2 separate regions of the Homo sapiens genome follow, and region 1 is linked to region 2. A link is a contact called in ENCODE POLR2A ChIA-PET data. All regions are on one chromosome and are shown on one strand. The core of a region is the stretch at or near the end of the contact, and the rest is flanking DNA. Distances in the headings are between cores, read along the strand shown. Region 1 overlaps MBP (myelin basic protein). Region 2 overlaps CYB5A (cytochrome b5 type A).

What was found. ChIA-PET counts read pairs that join two places held with the same protein, here RNA polymerase II (POLR2A).
Region 1: POLR2A ChIA-PET joins it to region 2 with 15 read pairs in AG04449. The contact joins two enhancer-like sites. POLR2A ChIA-PET finds 5 or more read pairs at or near these places in 2 of 52 experiments (AG04449 and naive thymus-derived CD8-positive, alpha-beta T cell).

Annotation. Positions count from the first base shown.
Region 1 is chr18:77,097,265-77,100,586 of GRCh38, forward strand. The region is part of intron 2 of MBP (myelin basic protein); the gene reads right to left. Among named protein-coding and RNA genes, the nearest start is that of MBP, 34 kb to the right of the region's middle. RefSeq lists enhancers at 1-140, 141-898, 2,393-2,612, 2,415-3,173. Within about 2 kb of position 1,472, at least 12 of the 41 ENCODE cell types and tissues checked have a DNase peak (open chromatin) inside an H3K27ac peak, as active enhancers do.
Region 2 is chr18:74,254,067-74,257,402 of GRCh38, forward strand. It overlaps CYB5A (cytochrome b5 type A), which reads right to left. Exons shown (of 5, transcript NM_148923.4): 4 at 1,675-1,709. Among named protein-coding and RNA genes, the nearest start is that of CYB5A, 36 kb to the right of the region's middle. Within about 2 kb of position 1,450, at least 8 of the 41 ENCODE cell types and tissues checked have a DNase peak (open chromatin) inside an H3K27ac peak, as active enhancers do.

The sequences.
Region 1 (3,322 bases), core at 222-2,721, 2.8 Mb after region 2:
TCTGCAGGAGCCAGGCAGAGGGGAGCCCTGTGGCAGCTCTTCCTGTTGTGGACAACTTTCTCCTCCTGGAACCCATCTCTCTTCTTGGCTCTCCTGATAGTTTCCCTCCCTCTCAGCTATCAGTCACCTGGGAGGATTCCATCTCCTCTGCATAACAAAAGATGCCACTGACACTCTTTTCCGCAGGATGTTGCTGCTCTGGGCGATGTCCTAGGGGAGAAGGGAGCTTTGAGCTTCCAGGATTCAAGAGGAAAACAGCTACCCTCGGGAGACAGAGTCTCAGCCAGGGCCATCTGCAGAGCCAGACATCTTCTACACAGCCTGAGACAATTCCAACCTGTGTTAATAAATTGCAGCCTCACCCAGCGGGCATCCTCTCAGAAACTGAGATCTCAGTGGGATGTGTTAGGAGCTGCCAGCCACTCACAGAGACATGGATTCATCACAGAGGGTGGCTGTCTCCCAGCAATCGCTCTGCGAGTTACATTTGGATGGGTCTGCAGAGCCAGGTGTTTTGGAAGGCAGAGCTCTTTGTGGGATAAAGCTGGACTGGGTGGAGCCGGTATTAGGGGGACACCTGGACCCTACAGCCTTGGCGATACTGAGTGGGAGAGGTTTGCAGCAGGTGCCCCAAATCAAATCTTTTTTTTAAAAAAATACAGTATTTAAATATTTGCTTATGCTTGTCTCAACCCTGGGAAGTGGGGAAGGACACCCCTGTCTCTCCCTCTATGTGAGCCCTCCCCGTAGCTTCTCTTGCTGGCCTGTGGGCTCTACAGCCCCAGGGAGTCCTGCTTCTGTCCTGAGCTCTTCATACCCATCACTGCTCTGAGTGTGCTTTTGTAATTTTGTTGGTCTCCTGATTAGACTGTGAGGTATTCTGAGGACAGACACAAGGACTTCCTTTTTTTTTTTTTTTTTTTTTACAATAATAGCAATAAGAAGAAAATTAGTAACACCAAACAACACACAGCACTTGCTATGTACAAGGGGGTGCACCACACATGTGGACTCACTCACTTTACATAATGTTATCATCGTATCATGTTACCATCTTAAGTAAGCACAGAGAGAGAAAGTAACTTGCCCAAGATCACCCAACTAGCTGGTGGTGAAGCCGGAATTTTCATGTACAAAGTTTATCACTGTCCTATGCAGAGTGGGCACATAATAAAAAGTATTTTTAATATGTGTGTGTGGGGATGGATGAATGCAGGAATGAACAAGCATTTAAAACATTCCTTTCAGTCCTAAACAGCTAATTTTCACCTGCATTTGGAAAGAGCACGATCGATCCACTCATGAATTAAAAACAGGCTGTGTGTTGTCAGAGAAAATTCGTGGCAAGACAGCTTGATAAATGTCATGACACCTGCAGGGCTCAGCCACAGCTCTTGGTTCAGAAGCTGTGCTAAGGTCCCAGGTCTGAGCCTTTACCGTAAGGGCTTGGGAGGGCTTTGAGGCACCGCCAAGGCAGGGCAGAGTGGGACGTGGGGCTGGATGCCCTTCGGCAAACATCACTCTCACCGGCCCTAAACGGCCTCTGAGTCTGGGCAGATTTAAACGGGCCGTTCCTTGTTCCTCCTCCGCGCTGCATTTTTATCCACGGCAATCCTTACAACTGCATTTATTAGCCTGACCCACTACCCCCTCCCCTCTTCCTTCCCCCTCCCTCCTCCTTCTCACTCCTCCTTCCCCCTCCCTCTTCTCCTCTTCTCTCCCCTCCTCTCCATCCTCCCCGTCATCCTCCTTCCCTCCTCCTCATCTTTATCGACCCCAACTCACTTCATACAAGGGGAGGGGGAGTGTGTGAAACATTGGACCTGTAAGCATCTCTCAGGGAAAAATATTGGTAATTTACAATTTTTTCTGACTTCTTTAGAAAGTGCTTATTTAACGAGCAATGGGTACCATGCACAAAGGGGATGGTGAACTGCATGACGTACACTATACGGGGGGTCTCAGTGTGTTCTGCCTGGCTATAGATGGCAGGGGGCGTGGGCACGGCCAGGGTTGGAGCTGTGCTGCCCAGACCTACGGTCCCAGCCACGTGTGGCCACCTAGCACCTGAGACGTAGCCAGGCCACACTGCACCATGAGATAAAATATATCCTAGAGTGTGAGGACTTCATGGGAGAAGAATTGTTAACCATTTCATGAACAATTTTTATATGGATTCTATGCTTACATGACATTTGAGGTTTCTTAGGTTAAAGAAAAGACATGACATTAAAATGATTTCCCCTGTCTCTTTCCTCATTTCCTGTGGCCACGAGAAGACTGACGCTCCCACGCAAGGATCGTTTCTGCCCGGCTGTGCCACCTGGGGCTCCAGGCCTGGCTTTGCTCTCTGGCTTCCCCACCATTGGCTACCTGGCCTCGGGCAGGCCCGGCCCAGCTCTGCGACTCAGTGCCTGGGAGAATGAAGATGATCCTTTGAGGGTCCTAAGTATGGGGAGGGCTGCGCAAAGCCATGACTCAGCACGTGGGAGATGAGCGCTCTGCAGATGCACACCTGCCCTGGGGGGAGCCGCCAGCTGGGGCCTGTGGCAGGAGGCAGGAAGAAGGAACCTTGCACAGGAAGGGCCCAACCAGGGTCTGCAGAAGGGAAACCAGGTCTGCTGTCTCCTGAGGACAGGGCAGAGACTGCGTGTGGCTGCTGGTGTGGAGTCCGTTCCCCAGGAGGTGTCAGACATGGCGGCAAATGCCAATCCCAGGACTTTCCTTCTCTACTCTAATTGTGCAGCCGCTGCTGGGGTTTATCAAGTAACACATGTGATAAGCTTAACTGTGATCCTCCTGAATCTATACGTGGATGTCCTAAACCTCACTGCCTCACAACGTGACTGCATTTGGAAATGGTGCCTTTAAAGAGGCCATGACATTAAGATGAGGTCCCACTGGAGTAGGGTGGCCCTGAGCCAACGTGATGCTGTCCTTCTAAGCAGAGATTAGGACACAGACACACACAGAGAGACGACCACTGGAGGACACAGAGAGAAGATGCTTTCTACAAGCCAAGGAGAGGCTGCAGAGGAGACCAACCCTTGGCACCTTGCTGTCAGATTTCCAGTCTTCTGGACTGTGACAGAAGAAATGTCGGTCTTTTAAGCCACCTAGTCTGCTATTTTGTTATGGCAGCCCCAAGAACTCATACAACATACAATGTAGACAATGTCTGCAAAGTCCCTGGCTCACAGGAGGCACTAATACAGTGTTAGCGCTGGCCTAGATAGAATTTGGGGTGTGTGTGTGTGTGTGTGTGTGTGTGTGTGTGTGTGTTTTGTGGTTTTTTCTTTTTTTTGAGACAGGGTCTTACTCT
Region 2 (3,336 bases), core at 200-2,699:
CTACTTGGGAGGCTGGGGCAGGAGAATCGCTTGAACCTGGGAGGCAGAGGTTGCAGTGAGCCGAGATCACGCCACTGCACTCCAGCCTGTGTGATAGAGCGAGACTGTCTCAAAAACAAACTAACAAAAATAAACAAACCAAAAAATGAATGCCCCACCAGCTGTAAAGTTGAAGAGTATGGGCCCTGTGATGATTAACACTGCCATTAACACCACAGCTTTAAGCTTAGGTTTGGAAAATCTAATCTTTACTACCTGTGCTGAAGTGGATTTAAAGGGTTAAGAAACAGAATGGCCAGACTACTTGGTGTGTGGTCCACAGGTCTAAATTCACCAAAAAAAAAAAAAAAAAAGCCTAAATTTACAGTCCTGATGCATAGAATTTCGATCTATAAATTACAGATTACAAATCAAATCAGGGACAAAGGAGGGATGAGCTATAATTTCTATTTGAATCTTTTTTTTTTTTTTGATACAGAGTCTTGCTCTGTTGCTCAGGCTGGAGTGCAGTGGCACGATCTTGGCTCACTGCAAGCTCCGCCTCCTGGGTTCACACCATTCTCCTGCCTCAGCCTCCCGAGTAGCTGGAACTACAGGCGCCCGCCACCATGCCCGGCTAATTTTTTTGTATTTTTAGTAGAGACAGGGTTTCACTGTGTTAGCCAGGATGGTCTCGATCTCCTGACCTCGTGATCCACCTGCCTCGGCCTCCCAAAGTGCTGGGATTACAGGCGTGAGCCACCGCGCCTGGCCTCTATTTGAATCTTTAAATTAGATTTGAATCTTTAGATTTTGATCTTTGACTTAATTTCTTAGAAAAATGGAAATTAATGTGTAGGCTTTAGAAATAGACTTGGTATACATATGTGTTTCATAGGGACTACAAGTATAATCCTTTCATAAGGATTACAAGTGAAACTTTCATAAGAATTACAAGTGTAACTTTTGTCTTAGTGGGGTTTGGTGGGGTTTTTCAATTTCACTTTAGAAAGAAACTGGCTTGTTAATGAAGAGTAAGGTGAAATACTGCCTGCAGGCAGGGAATATTCCAGAACACCAACGGACTGAGGCAGTTAAATTTGACAGGATGAAATACAAATGTGTGGTTTTGAGCTTGGGTCCAAAAAAGTGGCTACTACTGAAGTCAATATGGTAGAGCTGCCAAAGATGTTAATGTGCACTTGGACTATCATAAACAAATCTGGTGCCTAGAACAATTGAGTCGTGCTACACATAGATTACCAGCTTCAACTTTAAAGCTAATAAAAATGACAAAGGAAAACTGACCCATGTTTAGGGAAATGTAATCACTAGAGTTTAAGAAACAGACATGGATTGAAAGGAAGGAAATGTCTGCTTGGATGAGCCAGGGAGGTGCTGTGGGACTGGCCGCCTAAGATGCTGCCCTGGGGGAAAAGGAAATGCAATTGTTCTGTTTGTTCCTTGGGGTGGATGCAGCCAGCCAGCTAGATCACGTGGCTGTGGACAGTGTTCACAGTCGGCTACCTGAAAGTTTGAGGCTGAGTGCTCTGAACAGTCTGGCCTTCAGCAGAAGGTTGCTGAGACAGCACAGTGTCAGGCCCAGGAACCCAGAAGGTGGGGGACGCACCTTGTCCAACCTGGACCCATGAGCCCTCCCACCCACTACTGCTTTAAAAGAAAGCTACCACATACCTGGAACTAGAATCAATAGTAGTGATAAGAGTTTCCTGAAACACGAGAGGAAAAAGTAAAGTAAGTTCAAGGGAATGCTGAACTTATTTCATTGACTAAAATCCTGTTTGAAAATAAGAACACAATATTTTATGCAATGCATTCTTCAGAAGATGTCGAAAGGGAAAATTATAAACTTCTTTTCACTAAAATGCCTAACTTTGTTTTCTTCCAGAGTAAAACATTTTAATCATTATATTTACTTAAGGACATAACCTCAATAATTTAAAAACATTCAAAATTAATATGCTACATAAAATATCTTGCACACGCTAGGCATCTAAATAATGCAGAAACTGAAAACAGACATTCATGTTCACATACACACAATCCCACGTCACCTTTAGAAAAAGCAGTTTAATTCTTCAAAAGCATGAACACAATGTTCAATAAAAACATCAGTTATTTCATTCAAATCTGACAGATGTAAAAAAGTGTACCTAAATTACATTAAATATATGTGAACCAAAAAGAAAAAAGAGGACTGCCATTTTAAGTTCTACATTCTAGGCCAACTTTCCCGGGGGGCTGCTTTAATTCTGACCAGACGGAACCAGCAAGACACCAGACCAGCCTCACAGGACTGCTGTGCCCGGCGTCACACTTGTCACCAGCTGGTCACTGTCAGCCTAACAGCAAATCCCCAGATAAGGAAGCCCTGTTTTTATCCTCCAGAGCTTTCTGGGAGCAGCTCTTTTGAGTAGCACTAAAGTGAATGGACAATGGTTCTGGAAAAACGCATACTTCTCCAACAGCTGAAAAGCTAAGGTCTAGTGAAATATCAACTTTTTGGGGCTTGAAAATGGGTTAAGAAGCATTCTTTTGATGTTCCACACCAACATAAGCATTAGGGCCTCAAACAGAAGTTGCCATAAATAAGACAGCTTCAGATCTGCAGTTTCCCAAAGCAAAGATAAAAAGCATTAGCAAAACAATCAGCGGCCTGCAGTAAGGCAAGCATCACTCTGCAAAGCACGTTAGAGAAACTCCCGTGAAAAGACAGACCCCTTTCAGGGAAAAGCAAGCAAAGCAGTTATGAGACCCACCAACCTTGAAACACCGCCTTTAAGGTTCCTGACACAGTAGGGGAAAAAAGGTAAGTCATTTAAAAATAAAATTGCAAATTTATTATCTATTCCAGCAATTTTAAAATCTTAGCATCTATAAAAAGTATTCATAACTACAGCAAGAGGATTTTCCAAATTGTGTATATATGAATAAAATTAACAAAAATTACTAGAAATAATCAAAATATACAAAAATATTAGTTAGCTATTAGAGGACACAATCAGTTCTGAAACAAAAGAATCACTGAAGGTAAAATATGATTGTCAAACTAGAAAGTTAAGTTTGAAACAGCCAACGGAAGGCAAACACAAACATCCACGGCGTCGTTAAAATGAGGGCAGGCATTTCACCAACGTGCTGACAACTCTGGAACCTCCCACCTGCCCTCCTGCTGCCTTTGTGGTTACCATGGGAGAGCGCTAAGGTTAAAACACTACTCTGGCACCAGCATCATCAGCAACAGCCATGAACTCTAAAGAGGGGAACTTGAAATAATCGTATCACCTTTTGATTGTTGATTATCTTCTTGGCTCTGTAGCCCAGGATGCTTGACAG